Linked DNA regions of Mus musculus: region 2 is linked to region 1. Evidence: chromatin loops called from intact Hi-C (ENCODE). Cell type or tissue: heart. All regions are shown on one strand. Each heading gives the region's core, and the rest is flanking DNA. Links, peaks and the distances in the headings are about the cores only. Region 1 has its middle 7.3 kb from the start of Gm20684. Region 2 overlaps Tm2d3 (TM2 domain containing 3).

Region 1 (8,335 bases), core at 149-8,148:
CTTCATACGAATTCATTGGTAGTGGACATAAATATTACTTTGCTCATTTGAGAGAACTGAGGCCCAAAGTGGTTAACTGACCCCTCCAAGGCCACACAGTGATGAGATGGCAGAGCAGGGATGAAAGACTGGTCAACTGCACCATTTTTTTTTTACCACAATCACATTTTGACTTTGCCCCTCATCTTGTGAGTGGGCAACCCTATACTACTTAAACCATCAAACTTGTCATGTAGTCTTACACCTAGCGAGGCTTCAACTAGTCCTCAGGGAGCCAGCTGGGAGTTAGATGGTTCTAACTTTCCCTCCCAATGTATCTGCTTTTCTCCTCGGTGATTGTGACCACCTGTGACTGGCTGCACTCAGAGGAAGCACAATGATATGTGTGGCTTGTTTTCCATGGAAGATTGATTTTCTTGCATGGGAGAAGAAAGAAAGAACTGCTCCATACATGGGTCCAAGGGAACGTCTGGGTTACCACATTCTCAACCTTTGGAAGGTGACATTATAAAATGACCGGAAGCATCAGCGGTGCAGGGGATCCTCTGAGGTAGGAAGTAGACACTGTGACAGGCAACCCTGAAGCTCCCTGTGGCAGGAGCTGCAAGGGGTTGAGGATATCTAGGTGTCCCCAGCATCTAGGTGCTTCGTCATCTCGGTGTCAGACTCTTATTCTGCTAGTGAGCTTTGTGGGAATGACTGGGGCTGGGCTGGGGAGTGGGGGAGCCAGACTATAAATAGGAGGAGCATATAAAAAGCCTTCAGGGTATTTGGAAGCTCTGATTCCTCTGTAAAGATGTAAGCATGATGCATGCTGTCAGGAAGCACTTGGGACGTAGGGAAACCTCAGAGGAACCCAGCAGAACCCCCTCATCATTAGGTCCTCCGGTCAGACATCACACCAGTCACGTGACTCCTTCTATTGTCATCACAGCCCTTGTCAAACCAATAATGCACTTCTGAGGAGGTTCACCGCCATTCTACAGGCTGTGTGCTACCACTGGGTCCTTCAAGGCCACCTCACTCTCTACCAGGAGGTACCATTATTGCCCTCGCCTACAGCAAAGGAAACCGAGGCAGGGAAGGTTTGTATTGTGTTCAAGGTTACAGCCAGCAAGTGATGGCTAGATCCAGTCAAGATGCACCCCGAGGGTAATACTACAGGGAGTTAATCTCCTGTGCAAAGCTATGTACCTTTCTCTATTCCTGTCTCTTGGAAACAGACATCCCTTCACCAATGGGCCCTTATTTATATAACCCTTGAGTGTGTCATCAATCCCCCTTGTGCTTCTATAACCTCTGCTACCCTAGGGCCCAGAGGCCTCAGAAAAAATCAAGACAGCACAGTGAAGACTATCAGTGTTGCTAGAGGATGCTGCTGTTTCCTTGGTTCCTATAAACAAGGCCGGCCCATACATTGTCCATCCTTCCTTCCATATGTTCTTCCTTCTAAAAGATTCTGTTTTTTTTAAGTGTGTGCCTGTGTGTGTGTATGTACCTGTGCATGTGTGTGTGTGTGCATGCATGTGTGCATGTATGTGTGTGTGTGACATGAATGAAGTTGCCTGTAAAGGTCAGAAAAGGGTGTCACACCCCCTGGAGCTGGAGTTACAGACAGTGATGAACCCCCTGACATGGGTTTCAGGAACCAAACTTGGGTCCTCAGCAAGAGTGATGGCTGCTCTTAACTACTGAGCTATCTCCAGTCTCTGCTGCCTCTGCTCCCTCCCTCCCTCCCTTCCTCCTTCCCTCCCTCCCTCCCTCCCTTCCTCCCTCCTTCCCTCCCTCCCTTCTTTTTCTCACTGTTGAGGAGAAATCTCAAGCGTCCTGCATGCTAGAGAAGGGCTCAACTATTGGCCAGCATCCCTAGCTCCAAACAGGTTTGCTCTTGATTTAGGTCACAGTGTATAGACCACCGGGAGCACTAAGATCTTGTGAAAGGCTGTTGGGCTCTTTTCTATATCCCTCCACACTACCCGCTCTTCTCTACCAGTGCCTCTGACCTTCTGCTTCACTTCTAGATTTCATGGTACCCAGCCTCCTGCTGCCCCAGGACCTCTGCCTATGGTCCTCCCACTGTGGGGTGCTCCCACTGCCTGGTGCTTCACCTTGACCAATTTGCCCAGTGGACCCAATAGAGGCTACTGTGTCAGAAAATATTAGCTCAGAGGATTTGCCTTATTGAGCAGGGATGGATTAAGATTGCTATGTCTGAGGTTTGCCAGTGAGAAGATGGGGATGTGGCATTGGAACAGAGAGGACCTTGAGATGAGGAGCAGCAGCTGGGACCCCCCACCATGAGTCAGAGACTCCCTACAGTGTACAGAGAGACACAGAGAAAGGTATGTGGTATGGAATGAAGGTCAGAATATCTAGGCCTGAAGGCCACTGCCTTTGGAATAGCCATGTATCCTGTGTGATGAAACAGGAACACCAAGAAGAATGGTGCTAAAATACTTGAGTCTGGGCTCTGCCCTGCTGGCCAGGAAGTCCAGAAAAAGCACCTGAGAATGGAGACCTTGGGGAACAGCTGGATATGGGGACTGATGAGCAATCTTCCTGTTCAAAGAAATCAAGAACAGACCTGTTTGGAGTATCTACTGGCCAATAGTTGAACCCTTCTCTAGTATGTAGGAGGCTTGTGTTCTACCCTCAACAGTGAGACACTTTGCAAGCTATGGAGCTAGCTAAATCTGTATGGAGAGGAACTGGGTGGGATAGGGCTGACTGATGAGGGAAGAGCAGCTTAGCAGAGACTACCCTGGGTCCTGGGATAGAGGACACTACTGTAAATGCCACAGGGAGCACTCAGGCCCCGTGGAGTCTGGGTGGGGTAAGGAGGATGGCACAGGTGGCTCTAAGTTTGAGGAGATAGTCAGCAGATTTGAGTAGGGAACTGACAGTGTAGGGAAAGAGGCATGGCCTCCTGATGTCAGAGAGAATGTATTAGTGTGGGTGTGGGAGCCACGGAGGCCAGACTGGTTGGAGCACAGGTGTGTCCCTCCTTGGCTTTCTATTCTTCTCTTGATCAAGTCCAAGTTCTTCCCAAAGCTGATGAAGCTGTCTTTATTTCCTCTCCCATGATCCTCCTTGAACTATCAATGTCCCTGCCCCTTCCTCCCTCTCCTCTAGCTAGTACACACACTAAGCTTCCTCTAGCCCAGGGCCTTTGCACATGCTAGTCCACTTTGAAATGCTCTTCCTGGCCACTGACAGGGACTGGAGAAACTGTTGTTCTTTGATTGCTCTCCATTACCCAAGTCATATCCCCCACAGAAATATTTAATGTGATGTTGTTTGTTTCCTCGCTGAGACCTGACTGGTGGATCACTGATGTGCATAGCTACTGTTTATTTCTTCAAGCTCAGCTTAAAAACTACTTCCTCTGAGAACCTTGACCCATCCAGTTCAGTGCTCTCTGTGAATCGATAGGCTCCGCTCTGAATTGGGGGCGGGGCATATGGACCCTCTGGGGACTAGATTTCTCTCTATGAGACTGAAAGCTGTAGGTGAGTTCCGTTACACATGGTTCTCCACACTGAAGAAGGTACACTAGGGGAGCCATTTAGGAGCCACTGGGAAGTGAGGAGACCTGATCAAAGGGATAACAAAGTGTGGTGAGGACCAGTCATTCCGGGAGGCTATCCAATGTGGCAACAACCAGGCTTACTGATATTGTAGACATGGGAATAAGTGGAAGGGTGAAAGGTAATCCCAGTCTTAGGTCTGATGAGCAAAAGGACAGAGCTGGCATCTGCTGTAACTGCAGCAGAGGTGTATATGAGTGTATGCTGCATTACTGTAATGAACTACCTGAGGCTGAGATTCCTTAAAAAGAAAAGAGATTTGCTTTGGCTTATGGTTCTCCAGGTGCATCTGAAAAAAATCCCAAAGTGGTGCAAGGTATCATATGACAAGGGAAGGCACGTGTATGTATGGGTCCATGCCTTTTCTGTTTTTCCCCCCTCTAATAAAGCCATCAGATTCAATGAAAGTCTCTGCCCTGATGACTTTATCTAATCCTCATCAGCTCCCAGAGGCCCCCTCCTCTGAGCACCAGGAGCTTCCACACTCCCAATGCCTCATGGTGGGGATTAAACTTCAACACAGGAACCTCTGGAGACACAGTCTGCCATACCCAAGCTGAAGTGGAATGTTGAGGGGGAAGTTTCCTGACAAGCTTTCAGCATCCAAATGGAGGAGAAGGTGTTTGCCACCTGGAGTCACTTGCATGAAATTGATGTCCAAAGTCACCAGAAAGAGAGATCCCTGGAGGAGTGACAGTACAGAAAGACAACCCAGAACCAGGGCTCGGGGCCAGCCTGTGCTGGTGAGGACCTGACCTTGGAGTCGTAACATAGGAGGAGAGTCAGGAGATGTGACTGAGCAGATGAGGATGCCAGGAAGTCCTACGAGGATTAGGCTTCTAAGATGAGGGATGGGGCCAGTGAGGTGGCTCAGCCTGTGAAGGTGCTGGGCACTAAGTCTGATGGCCTGAGTTCAATCCCCAGAAACCACGTGGTAAAAGGAGAAGAAAGAAAGAGAGAAGGAAAAAAAGAAAGAAAGGAAGAAAGAGAAAGCCTCCAGTAATTTTTCTTTGACCTTATGCACTTATGCACACTACATACACACACACACACACACACACACACACACACACACATACACACACACACGATTTATTACAACAGAGGGTGCTGGTGATGGGTGTTCACAGCTCAGCTCTGAGGGTGGGGCTTAATACAAGCAGGTTTAAGTCAGAGCAGGGGACATGATGACCAGTGAGTAAGGTACTGTCTTCCGGATTGTTTACATAAAAAGAAGAGAAAGAACAGGAGGTAGCCAGAAAGAACTATTGTCAATAGATGCCAGTGGGTGCATAAAATAATCTAGCAGAAGTTTTGACAATAATGAAGGTATGTCCTTGACAGGGATAGGACTTGAATCCAGAGCAGCACGGGGTGGGGTGTGAGGGGAGGCTCAAGGACCCACGAACTCCTACAACACTGTTAGGAAGCCAGAGCCTGAGGCAGGGGCTTGTCTTCTGAGAAAGATGGAAATAAGGATGTTCAGTTGGGAGTGGAGGTGTGGTGCTGGAGGAACTGAATCAGCAGCAGCAGCAGGAGAGCCAGCTCTGGGTGTCACTGTAGGTGTGTAAGGATGAATGGCAGGTGAGACCTGTCAGGGTGGTTTTGGTTCCTCCCCACCTGCCCTTCAGCTCTCGGATAGATGCAAGGCTGTCAGGGTTACAGGCAAGTGGAGCGCAGACAGGTGATTCCTTTTCCAGAAGCCTGGAAGCTATACAGTTCAGAAGAAGCAGAGAGCGGATGCTGAAGGGGTAGGGCATCCTTTGTAGGGCGAAGGCCCTTCCACTAAAGGGAAGAAAATAAATAAATCAAGGAACAGGAGAGTGAGTACGGGCTGCACCAGCCTACACCAAGGATGGTTCTCTGGGGATCAGGACAGCTTTGAGGAAGGTCAGGGCAGGAAACAAAGACGTTCCCTGGCTTGTGATTTCCTTGGGGGAAGAGAGAAGCTATAGTCTGTAAGAGCTAGTCTGGAAGAACCTCACAGAACATCTGACTGCCATTACATCCCTCCAAGTCTGCACCCAGCACCTCTCTGACAGCTACTGATACACTAAGCTTCAGTACTGGTCTTTGTAGACAGAAGAACTAAGCTTCCAGTTCTTCTAGTGACTGCAGACTCACGACTCCCATCCAGTCTTCTGCTTTGGTTCAGTTGGTCCTGCCTTGAAAGGGAGAGTGAGTTCTGAAGTTACATTTACCTGGGAAAATACATAGCCAACAACTGGGAGCCCATTCTGGAATCAAGGACTACTCTACAGAGGAACAGGGGTACATCCCATAGCTGGTCTTGTGTACATACAGCTAGATCCTCACTTGGCTAAAGGTAGGGTTGGGGGCACTCGGAGAAGGTCAAAGCTGTTTACTTTGGATCTGTGGTGCTGTTTCGGCAGTGTTTTATTTTAATAACATTTAAGCCTGGCTCCTTCTCTTTTAATCCTCACCCTCACCCCCTTGTTCTCTTTCTACAGACTCCTTCTTCCCCTCTCTTCCTTTCAATAAACATTTGCTGGGGTCTGTTGTTTGCTGAGCAGAATCTAGAAGGGGACTCAAAAGAAACAGCAGGGAGATGGAAGACAGGCTGGGTTCACAGCCACCTTCAGGCTGCTGTTACCTCTTGCTGACTTAAATTTTCTTTTGCTCAATCTAGGGCAGCAACATGCTGCAGGGTGAAGGATGACCCTCCAAGAGAAAACCCAGGACGATCAATCAGTCACAGCAACCTAGGAAACCAGGCTGCAGGAGGAAAGTCGGAAACCCAGGCTTGCCCAGTGGCACCCAAGGGGAAATGGGCTGGGAATTCAGTTCCACAAGGAGATGAGAAGCCTTCAAGAGGCAGGAAGCCATGCCTGCCTTCCTCCCTTAGAGGCTGTGAGAGGGAAGGATAGCCAGTCTGTGGCAGTCACTTAGGTACCAAAGGACAAAGCCAGGTTAAGTATATCAAAGTAGTCGCCAGTTTCTGTATCACCAAGGCTCGGAGTTGCCTGTCTGTCGGTTCAAGAGTGAGATATCTTCTTTCCTTGGTCATTCAAGGATTTTGTAACCAAAGGCATCCTGATTGCTACAGAAGCAGGGATATCAACATTGTAACATTCAGTCCTGTGTAGCTCTGAGCTTAGGAACTCCTTCAAGGCAAAAAATGGAACACACTGCAGAGCCTCTTTTAGGAAGGGGCAGAAGAGGAGGAACTGTGAGGGAAAGAACTTTAATCTCATCCAACAAGGGGGAGCTCGTGGTAGGATTCTCAGGGAATGGAAGGGAGCGAGAAGAAACACATGTGGCTAGGCAAAGCTTTGGGCCTTGGGGGGCAGGGAGAGCAGAGATTTACTCTCATGTCTCAGGTCCCTTCCTGAAGTCACATCAGTGCTCCATAGTGGAGACCTTTGACATTTATCTCGTCTCAAAAAAGTACAGTTTGTTGGGAGGTTTTTAAGCCCCACTAGGTATCTATTTCACCTTGGAACACAGAGCAGCCTGAAGCAACCCGGTGCTCTCCTAATAGAGACATTAACAGGCAGCATTTGACAATTAAAACCAGTTCAAAGGGAGCCTTCACTCTGCATAATACTCACAATCAATTTTGATGGAAAACAAAACAAGCAAGAAGGGAGATCAAAGCTCTGTGGATGTCGACAGGTACCATAAGGAGGAGGGAAAGGCCAGTACATTTGGGGCAGTCCAACAGGTTTCTTTACTGAGCTGTGTCTTAAAGGCACAAACACCAAACACCTTCAATCTTACATGTTCTCCATCAGAAGAGAGAGATGTAATGTATTATTGTTACATTATTGTTATAGCATGATTTAATGTATTATAGTTGTCGTTTTGTATGTGTGTGTGTGTGCAAATGTTCATCCATATGTGGACACACGTGTAGAGACCAGAGGCTCACAAGGTTTTCCACAATTGCTCTCCACACGGTCTCTACTGAACTAGGAGCACACCAATTCCACTAGGCTGACCAGATAGCAGGAACCAGAGGATCCCCTGCAGGAATAACAGTAGAGTGCTGCCAAGGATACAAGTCAGGTCTTCATACTTGCACAGCAAGCACTTCATTGATTAAACCACACCCCACCACCACTACCACCACCTCCCCTGGCTTTGAGGTGTTAGGAAAGATGTCAGGAGCTGGTGAGGTAGCTCAACAGTCAGAGAGGTTCCTGCTCTTGTAAAAATAAAATAAAACAAAATAAAATAAAATAAAATAAAATAAAATGGGAGTTTGATTCCCAGCATTCATGTTAGGAGGCTCACAACCACCTGTAAGTCCAGTGCCAGGGATTCCATGGCCTCCACAGGTACCCACAAAAGTGGGTGCACATGCCCACATGCATATATCACATAATTTAAATAAAATAAATATTCTTTTTAAAATGTCCCAGGTGGAGTATTACAGAAAACAATGCAAAAGCTACATTGTTAGTGTGGAAGAAAACAGAGGGAAAAACCACTATGCATAAGAACCCTGAATCTTCTTCATTGGTCCTGATAGAGAGAAATAAAGGGAGAAATGTCCTGGGTCAACCCTAAGGTTTTCAATCTGAGGTCACACTGCAGAGCAGGTCCTCAAGGGGCCTCCTCTGGAGCTAGTGGCCCCAGGTCAATACAAACCCTCTCTGCAGAAATTCAGTTTCAATCCCAATTAGTGGTGACAGCAGAGCCTCAATCATGAGCTGTCTTCCTGGTTCCAAAGGATGAGAATGCAAACTGAGCTTTGATACAGATGGTTCACTTCCTTGCCCTGA
Region 2 (8,335 bases), core at 200-8,199, 150 kb before region 1:
TGTGTTCGGCTGGCTGGGATGATGAACCTTCCTTTGGATACTGAGCGCTGACTGCTCTGCTCTGGGGAGGGGTAGGACGCTAACAGAGTCAGCCGCTGTGGGTACTTGTTAGCCCCAGTACTCGGGCTCCTCCCCTGGGCGCTGTGAGGTTTGCTTTGAGCCATTCCGTTATTTCCCAGCAGTCTTAGATCGTAGAATTAAAGGAAACCTTTAAGAACCATGCACAGTACTAAGCCTTTAGGGAGAAGTACCTGAGATTAGGTGACTTGATTTGGGTCTGACAGGTATGTCAAGTGCCTCAAGACTCAGTTCCCGCCTCCAGAACAGCACTCGGCAAGCTGGGTCCCTCAGGGAGGCTCATTTCTGTAACAGAAAATGTTAGGTTTCAGCATAGCCGAAAATTGTGTGTCCTTATTCTCCCCTGCATCGAGACTCAACTCCAGGCCTCCCACATGCTGAGTCCTTGCTCATCTTAGCAGTCTTCTTGCCTGTTGTGAATGTGTGGTTAAGGGGTTCCGTCTTCCTAGACCCTTTCCTACGTGGTGGGAACCACCCAACATCATTGGACCTCTGCTCTTCTTTTGCAGCATCACCCTTGGGGGGTTTGGAGCCGATCGCTTCTACCTGGGCCAGTGGCGAGAAGGCCTCGGCAAGCTCTTCAGCTTTGGCGGCCTGGGAATATGGACCCTAATCGATGTCTTGCTGATTGGAGTTGGCTATGTGGGACCAGCGGATGGCTCTTTGTACATTTAGCCGAGGTTATGTGCTTCAGAGAGCAGTGTAGAGTCCTGTGTGTGGAGATGGATGCGGTGTGAGAGGGGGATTTATGTTTTTAATGTACAGCATCTGTACTTGGCTTGCCTTGATGAAGGTAAAATAAAGAAATCGAACACTGAACCACGACAACCCAGAACTTTTTATTTGCCTGAAATCACTTTGGGGCAGGGGGGCAGGGGGAGCTGAACTAAAAACATAAACTTAAAGGCAGAAAAAGAAAATGGCAGAAAGGCCTGCCTGCGTCCCACTGTGCTACTTAATCTTCCACCTTCAAGCCCTTCAGCTTCAGCCACGGGGGCTGGGCAGCTAGGCACCCTCCCAGCTAAAGTTCCTCCGTAGACTTCCACATCTGTAAGTCGGGGATGTCACGCCTTCATGGTATGACCTGTCTCAAGGGAGATGCCAGTGGGTCCTGTGAGTGATGTAAACAGTGGCAGGAGTACTGAACCTTGGTGAGCTTACAGGACAGGATTACTCAGCAGCCTGCCTTCCCGGTGCCTTCCGGGTCGGAGTGTCCATCAGGAGTAAAGCCGTCATTGCTTATACAAGGAAAAGGTTGGTTTTCAACACATCCCTGCATTTCAACAGGTAGGTGGTGAGAACTCTGGATCATAGACACACTGGAAGTGTTAAAAAAAAAATTCCTTGTGTGACAAGTGTTTTCTGAGTGGTCCCAGATCTGTTGTAGGCCTTTATGGAAGAGAAAAGACAGTAACAGTGTAGTCCAGGGGAGCCTTGCTCAGGGTTGGTTCTGAAACTGAGTCCTACATTTAATATCTGCACAAGACTGCTAGCCAACATCTAGATCCAGAAGCCATAGCGTACCTCTGGGGAATATTTCTACTGACCGCACAGGACAGCCAGCTGCGGCGTCTCATGCCTGTCTCCTTGGCACTTAGGAAGCTGAGGCAGGGAGTATGTTGCAGGAATTTTGAAGATGACCTGGACCACCACGTGGTATGTTCCAGGCTAGAATGCAGAGACAAAGCCTGTCTCCAAGGGAAAAAGAAACCCCAGAGGGCAAGCCTTTCTTTAGATGATTTAAGTGTGGGCTGCCTTAAAGTATGATCCAGTCATTGCCCCCTCCCACTCTGCCCGCCCACAGTTTCTCATCCCATTCCTCCTCCCCCTGTCTCCAAGAAGATGCCCCTCCCACGCCCCACTGACACACACCCCCCGCCGCCCCCCGCCCTCCCTGCCACCAGGGCTCCCCACTCCCTGGAGCCTCAACTCCCAAGAGTTAGATGCATCTTCTCCCACTGAGGCCAGACCAGGCAGTCCTCTGCTGTATATGTGAACCAGCTCATGTATGCTGCCTGGTTGGTGGCTCAGTGTCTGAGAGATCTCAGGGGTTCGGGTTAGTTGAGACTGATGGTCTTCCTATGGGGTCACCCTTCTCAACTTCTTCCATTCTTTCCCTAATTCAACCACAGAAGTCCCCGACTTCAGTCCTTTGGTTGGGTCTAAGTATTCGCTTCTGTCTTGGTCGGCTGCTTGTTGGGCCTCTCAGTGGACAGCCATGCTAGGCTTCTGTCTGTGAGCACAACGTAGCATCAGTAAGAGTGTCAGGCCTTTGAGCCTCCCCTTGAGATGATCCCAACTTGGACTGGTCACTGGACCGCCTTTCCCTCAGTCTCCTCTTCATTTTTGTTCCTGCAGTTCTTTTAGACAGGAACAATTCTGGGTCAGAGTTTTTGACTGTGGGATGGCAACCCCGTCCCTCCAGTTGATGCCCTGCCTTTCTACTGGAGGTAGATGCAATGAGTTGGGCATTTCATCTAAGGTCCCTCCCTTTGAGTCCTGAGAGTCTTTCACCTCCCAGGACTCGGTTACTTTCTAGAGGTTTCCCCAATCTCCCCACCCCCAGGTTGCATATTTCCATCCATTCTTCTGGCTCTCAGGGCTTCTCTCCTGTCCCCACCACCCCACACCTGATCATGTTCCCCTTTTACACTCCCTCTTCCCCTCCCCTCTCTCACCAAGGTCCCTCCCTCCCTCCCTCCCTCCCTCCCACCAAGGTCCCCCCCTTTTGCCTCCTGTGATTGTTTTCTTCTCCCTCCCAAGTAGGATTGAAGCATCATGCCCCTATGGTATGGTGGGGCATCTTTTGAGTATATGACCAAGAGTGGTATAGCTGGGTCTTCAGATAGATCTATTTCTGATTTTCTGAGGAACCTCCAGATTGATTTCCAGAGTGGTTGTACCAGTTTGCAATCCCACCAGCAATAGAGGAGTGTCCCTCTTTCTCCACATCCTCTCCAACATGTGCTATCACCTGAGTTTTTGATCTTAGCCGTTCTGATTGGTATAAAGTGGAATCTCAGGGTCGTTTTGATTTGCATTTCCCTGATGACTAAGGACTTTGAACATTTCTTTAAGTGCTTCTCAGTCATTTGAGATTCCTCTGTTGTGAATTCTCTGTTTAGCTCTATAAGCAAGAACTGTTTGGAGGAAACTTGAGTTCTTTATATGTTTTGGATATTAGCCCTCTATCGGATGTAGGGTTAGTGAAGAAAATTTTCCCTAATCTATAGGTTGCCAATTTGTCCCACTGACAGTGTCCTTTGCCTTAAAGAGCTTTCTAGTTTCATGAGGTCCCATCTATCAATTCTTGATCTTAGAGCCTGAGTCATTGGAGTTCTGTTTTGTAAATCCTCCCCCTTTCCCCATGCCAATGAGTTGGAGGCTCTTTCCCACTTTCTCTTCAATTAGAGTCAGTGTATCTGGTTTTATGTTGAATTCCTTGATCCACTTGGACTTGAGCTTTGTACAAGGTGACAAATATGGATCTATTTTCATTTTTTTCTACATACTGCCAGTTAGACCATTTATTGAGGATTCTTTCTTTTTTCCATTGTATATTTTTGTCTTCTTTGCCAAAGATCGAGTGTCTGTGTGTGGTTTTATGTCTGGGTCTTCGATTCTATTCCATGATCAACCTGTCTGTCTCTGTACCAGTATCACTATTGCTCTGTAGTACAGCTTGCGGTCAGGGATGATGGTTCCCCCAGAAGTTCTGTTATTGTTGAGAATTGGTTTTGCGCCTCTTTAAGGATGGTTCATCTTCCAGGATCTCTGATTAGAGACATGGGTGTAGGTGGGAGCAGTTCCAGTTCTGGCCACTAGAGGGCGCGCCCCTTACGTTCCAATGCTGTTTCCTGAAATTGCCAAGCTTGAGTTTAGCAGTGTTTCCAGCTGTGTGGGCTTTTCCAAGAGTCGGCTGACTTCTCTTATCTGGGAGACGGTTAAGCAGGTGTTCTTGTGTAGAAAGTAACTTTTTATATTCTTTTGCAAGAGGTAACCCTTTCGCCAACTCTGTCTTCCTGCCCTTCCTTAGCACTATGAACAAAGCTCTGTAGGCTTTCCCTTTTGAATGGCGGAGGTGGAGCAAGGGAAGTGCCTCGGGGGTGTTGCTGACTTAAACGTGATAGTGAAAGAAAGAATTAACAACATGCTGTACAGTTGGTCTCCCTGTGGCCTCCAGGTCTCAGATAAGCAGCAGGTTTTAAAGCTGAGAATGTCAACACTCCGTAGAGGGGGTCCTGAGTGAACTTATGCCCCAAATACTAAAAAGTTGGCAGGAAGGGGTAGCTTTTGGGGGCAGTGGGGCATTAGCTGGAAGTATACCCAGAAGCTTACACGCTGGGCTCTGAGACAGAACCTTTCAAGTACAGTTTAAACAGATTCACAAAGAATGAGTCTTGAAACACAGTGGTGAACTCATGCATGAGCCCCGAAGGGACCCACAGAAAGACCCGTACTTGCAGAGGCTCCTAGAGGAGGCTCCATGCGTCACAGCCCCCGAAACCCTGCTGGCAACCAGGTGCCAGGTTTGAGTGTGACTTTCAGGTTCTGTGTCCGCTGGGCTGGAGGTTGGGAAGTCTAATATCCAAGTGCTGGTGGAGTTAGAGACACTGAGGACCCCTTTCATCTTGGCACTGTCTTTCTGGGTCATCACATCCTATTCATAAACAGGGTCCCCCTAGAGCTCCTGTAATCCATGAGGGTTCAGCCCCCACGACTAGTCACTTCCTATAGATAGGCCCACTTCCTTGAGTGGCAAGATTTTGACAGCAGTGGAGGTGGAGGAACAGCCCACAGCTCTAGACTCTTTCAAGTTTCTACTGTAACCCAACTCCAAAGTCAAACACAAGGTTCCGTCATCCCACCAGTGGCCCCATTTCTTCTGTACCAGTTCTACATTACTTTTATTCTCACTGTGACTGAACACCTAACAGCAGCAACTTCGGGAAGGTCAGACCTGCTTTGGCTCCTGGTTCCACAGAAGTTTCAGTCCACCGTGGTGAGGAAGATGTAGCATCAGGAGTAGCTGCCTGCTTAGAGGCAGGAGTATGAGGCAGTGACTCTTAACATGGTACAAACAGGAGGCAGAGAGCAGAGCCTAGAACCAGAGCCAGGTATGTCCTTCAAAGACAGACCCCTGGTCACCTACTTTTTGCCAGCTAGGTTACACAGCCTAAAATCTACACAGCCTTCAAAACAGTGCTGCAAGTTAGGAAATGAGTATTCAAAGCCTGAGCCTCTGAAGGAGGGTCCATAACACCTGGTCCATTGACCTGATAATCTAGAAAAGTTTACTCCACGTTCTTGAATTCGAGGTATTGAAATTACCTTCTATAAATCCATTGTTTTCTTATAAAAATAATAAAGTGGGACGTGAACACATGCTGACGTGTAACATAGTTTCTGTTCTGTGAAAACAGTAAGGTTGAAGAGCGGTGCCTAACATAAGTGAGGTACACAATGGGTGAGCGATGCGCGAACCATTGGGCATGTCTTGAGAGGGAACAGAATATCTGCAGGTATTGCTAACATTATTGAAAAGGTGCTATGAGTGCTGGAGAGATAGCTCAGCAGTTAGTGCACACACAATTAATACTAAGTAAATCTGCTTTTAAAAGATTTTTAAATGATGGTAGAGAACAGCTGGATAATAACATCTCTCCGTAAAAATAAAATAAAATTAAATAAAAAGACAAACAGAAAATAGTGGAAACCATTACATCATTCCCCAAAACATGCAAACAAGCAGACAAAGACCAGCAAACAAGAAAAAAAGATGACAGGATGACCAAAAATGGCCAAGAAAGAGGGAAAATTTATGCAGGAGTATAAAGCTACTACCAAACTGGTCAGCAAACTCCAGGGACTTGAGAGAGAGGAGGTCAGAGAGGAATAGAGCAGTTTGCAGAAGGGGGGCAATGTCTTTATCTTTCTCTCTTCAGGCTGAGAAGAGGCCAGGGCAGGGGCTGGTGAACACCAGGACGAAGATGCTGATGCCGTGGAGTCTCCGTGCTAAATCAGAAACAGAAACAAAGCCTGGGGTAAAAGCTGTCAATCAGGAAAGCCACTCCCAACACATGCGCGGGCATCCTGGTTCAGGATAGTTAGAAGATCCTCATAAGTAAGGTGGGGTCCATATGTTGGAGTAGAGCTACTGCTTCCGCGTCTCCACGTCGCCTGAAGATGTTAGCCCACAGGATGCTGAATGGAACACCAAAGTGCTCGTGGGGAGATGGGGAGAGGGAGTGAGAGAGCGAGTGTTTTAATACATTATTATGAAGATATACACATCATCCAAGAACAAAAATGACTGTCTTGAAGAAGAATGAGTACTGGTGAAATGTGGAGAAATTACATCCCTCAGATACTGCTTTTGTGGATAGAAGATGAGCCAACCATCTTGGAAAACAGCAGGGCAGATCTAAGGAGTGTAAAATAGGAAGATCATGGCGATTGGGGAATTATACTTTCAGATGTAAGTCCAAAGGATGTGAGACCCTGTCGTCATGATGTTATTCCTAATGGTAACAAGGTAGAAACAACCCAAATGTCCAACTGATAAATAATTCATAAACTTAAATCTCAGCCCTAGCCGCTGAGTTACTGACACTCAGTTGTTGCTGGGAGAGGGAAACTGGGGTTTTCTTCAATGAAGCGATACTTGATATCGCAACCACTGCAGGGCAGAACCCATATTAGAGTAGTCAGACAATACAAACTGGACTTGATGATTAATTTGCTTGTTTTTAGACAGAGAGAAGAGGAAGGAAGGCAGGTGGAGGAGGGATGAATGTGATGAAAATACATTGTATAATATTTTTGAAGAATAAAATTATGAGTTTTGAAATTTTGGTTTTGTGGTTCTAGGGCTTGTGCCTGGGGTCTTGCATAGAATAGGGACTCTACCATTCCCCTCTGTTAGGAACATATATTCTTGTGACAAAAGTCTAGGCACAAACATAGGGCTTTCTTGAAGTCCTTCCATCATGGAGGGAACAAGGATTTGAACTCACTGTAATAAACACACTCTGGGATGAATATACAGCCTTTTTGTCCATTTTACATCCTGCAATACCAAGTATGAGATCATGCTTATATTATATATATATGTATTAATACATTATATATTTACATATAACATTTAACATATACAAGTTTTATGATATATGTCATACATTATATAATATAACTTATTCACTTAAAATATATATGGATATATATTAATTCATGATATAATATATGAAATATGTACTGTGAAATATATAATATGTAATATATAGAATTATATAATATATAGTATGTAATATACAACATTTTCAAGATGATGCATGCTCAGGGCCCTGGGTTTTGATACCTAAACTTTTAAGAAAATAAGCTTAATAAATTAATAAAAGAAAGGGTTATTTTAAATAACCTTTACCTATTGCTAGGTCCAAAGGAGACTTCAATTTCCCAAACTCCAAAAGGCAGTCCAAAAACTCAGAAATGGACTCAACCTGAACTATAGGAACATTTCTAGCAGTTAGACCAACAATGGTTGGTCTTGACTGAAGATCTGATTGGATGAATGGAGAAGTCCCTAGGAAGTTAACTAAATGCTCCCCTGGGTGTGTCTATGAAAGTGTTCCCAGAAAGCCTTAGCTAAGGGGGAAGACCAGCCCTGAATGTAGATAGTAGCATCCCAGAGGGTGAAGGCCTAAAGACAATGGAAAGTGATGTAGGCGTGCCTGACTCTTCTTGCATGGGTATATTTCTGCTACCATAACCTACAGATATCAGACTCCATGATCTTCATCCTTTGCACCAGGGACTCCCCAGAAGGCTTCCAGGCCTTCAGCCTTGGAGTGGATGTCATCATTGGCTTCTCTCCTGAGGCTTCCGTCATCATGGACTGAATGTCCCCTGGTTTTCCTTTCTTTCCAGCCCACACAAGGACACTGGAAGAGTATTTTGCCTCTGCTAATGTAAACCAGTCTAGTCAATCTATCTGTCTGCCTGTCCATCTGTCCATCCATTTATCCATCCATCTTCTATCTATCTATCATCTATTTTTTAGTGGTTCCCTTGAGAACCCTAAATAATACGTGTGCTTTCTGCATGCTTCATTCCTATTGGACTGTGGCTCCTTCTGCTATCAACATCCTTTCTGTCTGAAAGAATTATCTAACATTTTTGTTTTGTTTTGGAGCAGGTCTGCTAGCAATGAATTTTCTTTAATTTCCTTCACAGAAGAACACCTTTATTTACCTCCATG

Evidence for each region. A loop is a pair of places that touch in the nucleus more often than their neighbours do. Peaks named below come from ENCODE experiments on the same cell type or tissue, not always from the same donor. Only the 100,000 strongest peaks of a DNase experiment are listed, where the experiment ranks them.
Region 2: a loop joins it to region 1, with 2.0 times the contacts of the local background. A loop is called at or near these places in 3 of 42 quality-filtered maps.

Annotation. Positions count from the first base shown.
Region 1 is chr7:65,850,571-65,858,905 of GRCm38, forward strand. No RefSeq gene overlaps it. Among named protein-coding and RNA genes, the nearest start is that of Gm20684, 7.3 kb to the right of the region's middle. In heart, for the core only: no CTCF peak of the experiment used is centred there; no DNase peak of the experiment used is centred there; H3K27me3 peaks cover 4,937 bases.
Region 2 is chr7:65,701,006-65,709,340 of GRCm38, forward strand. It overlaps Tm2d3 (TM2 domain containing 3), which reads left to right. Exons shown (of 5, transcript NM_026795.3): 5 at 588-908. The coding sequence ends at 753. Among named protein-coding and RNA genes, the nearest start is that of Gm33234, 12 kb to the left of the region's middle. In heart, for the core only: a CTCF peak has its summit at 3,895 (motif pointing right); a DNase peak (open chromatin) is centred at 3,896; H3K4me3 peaks cover 704 bases; H3K27ac peaks cover 708 bases; H3K27me3 peaks cover 377 bases.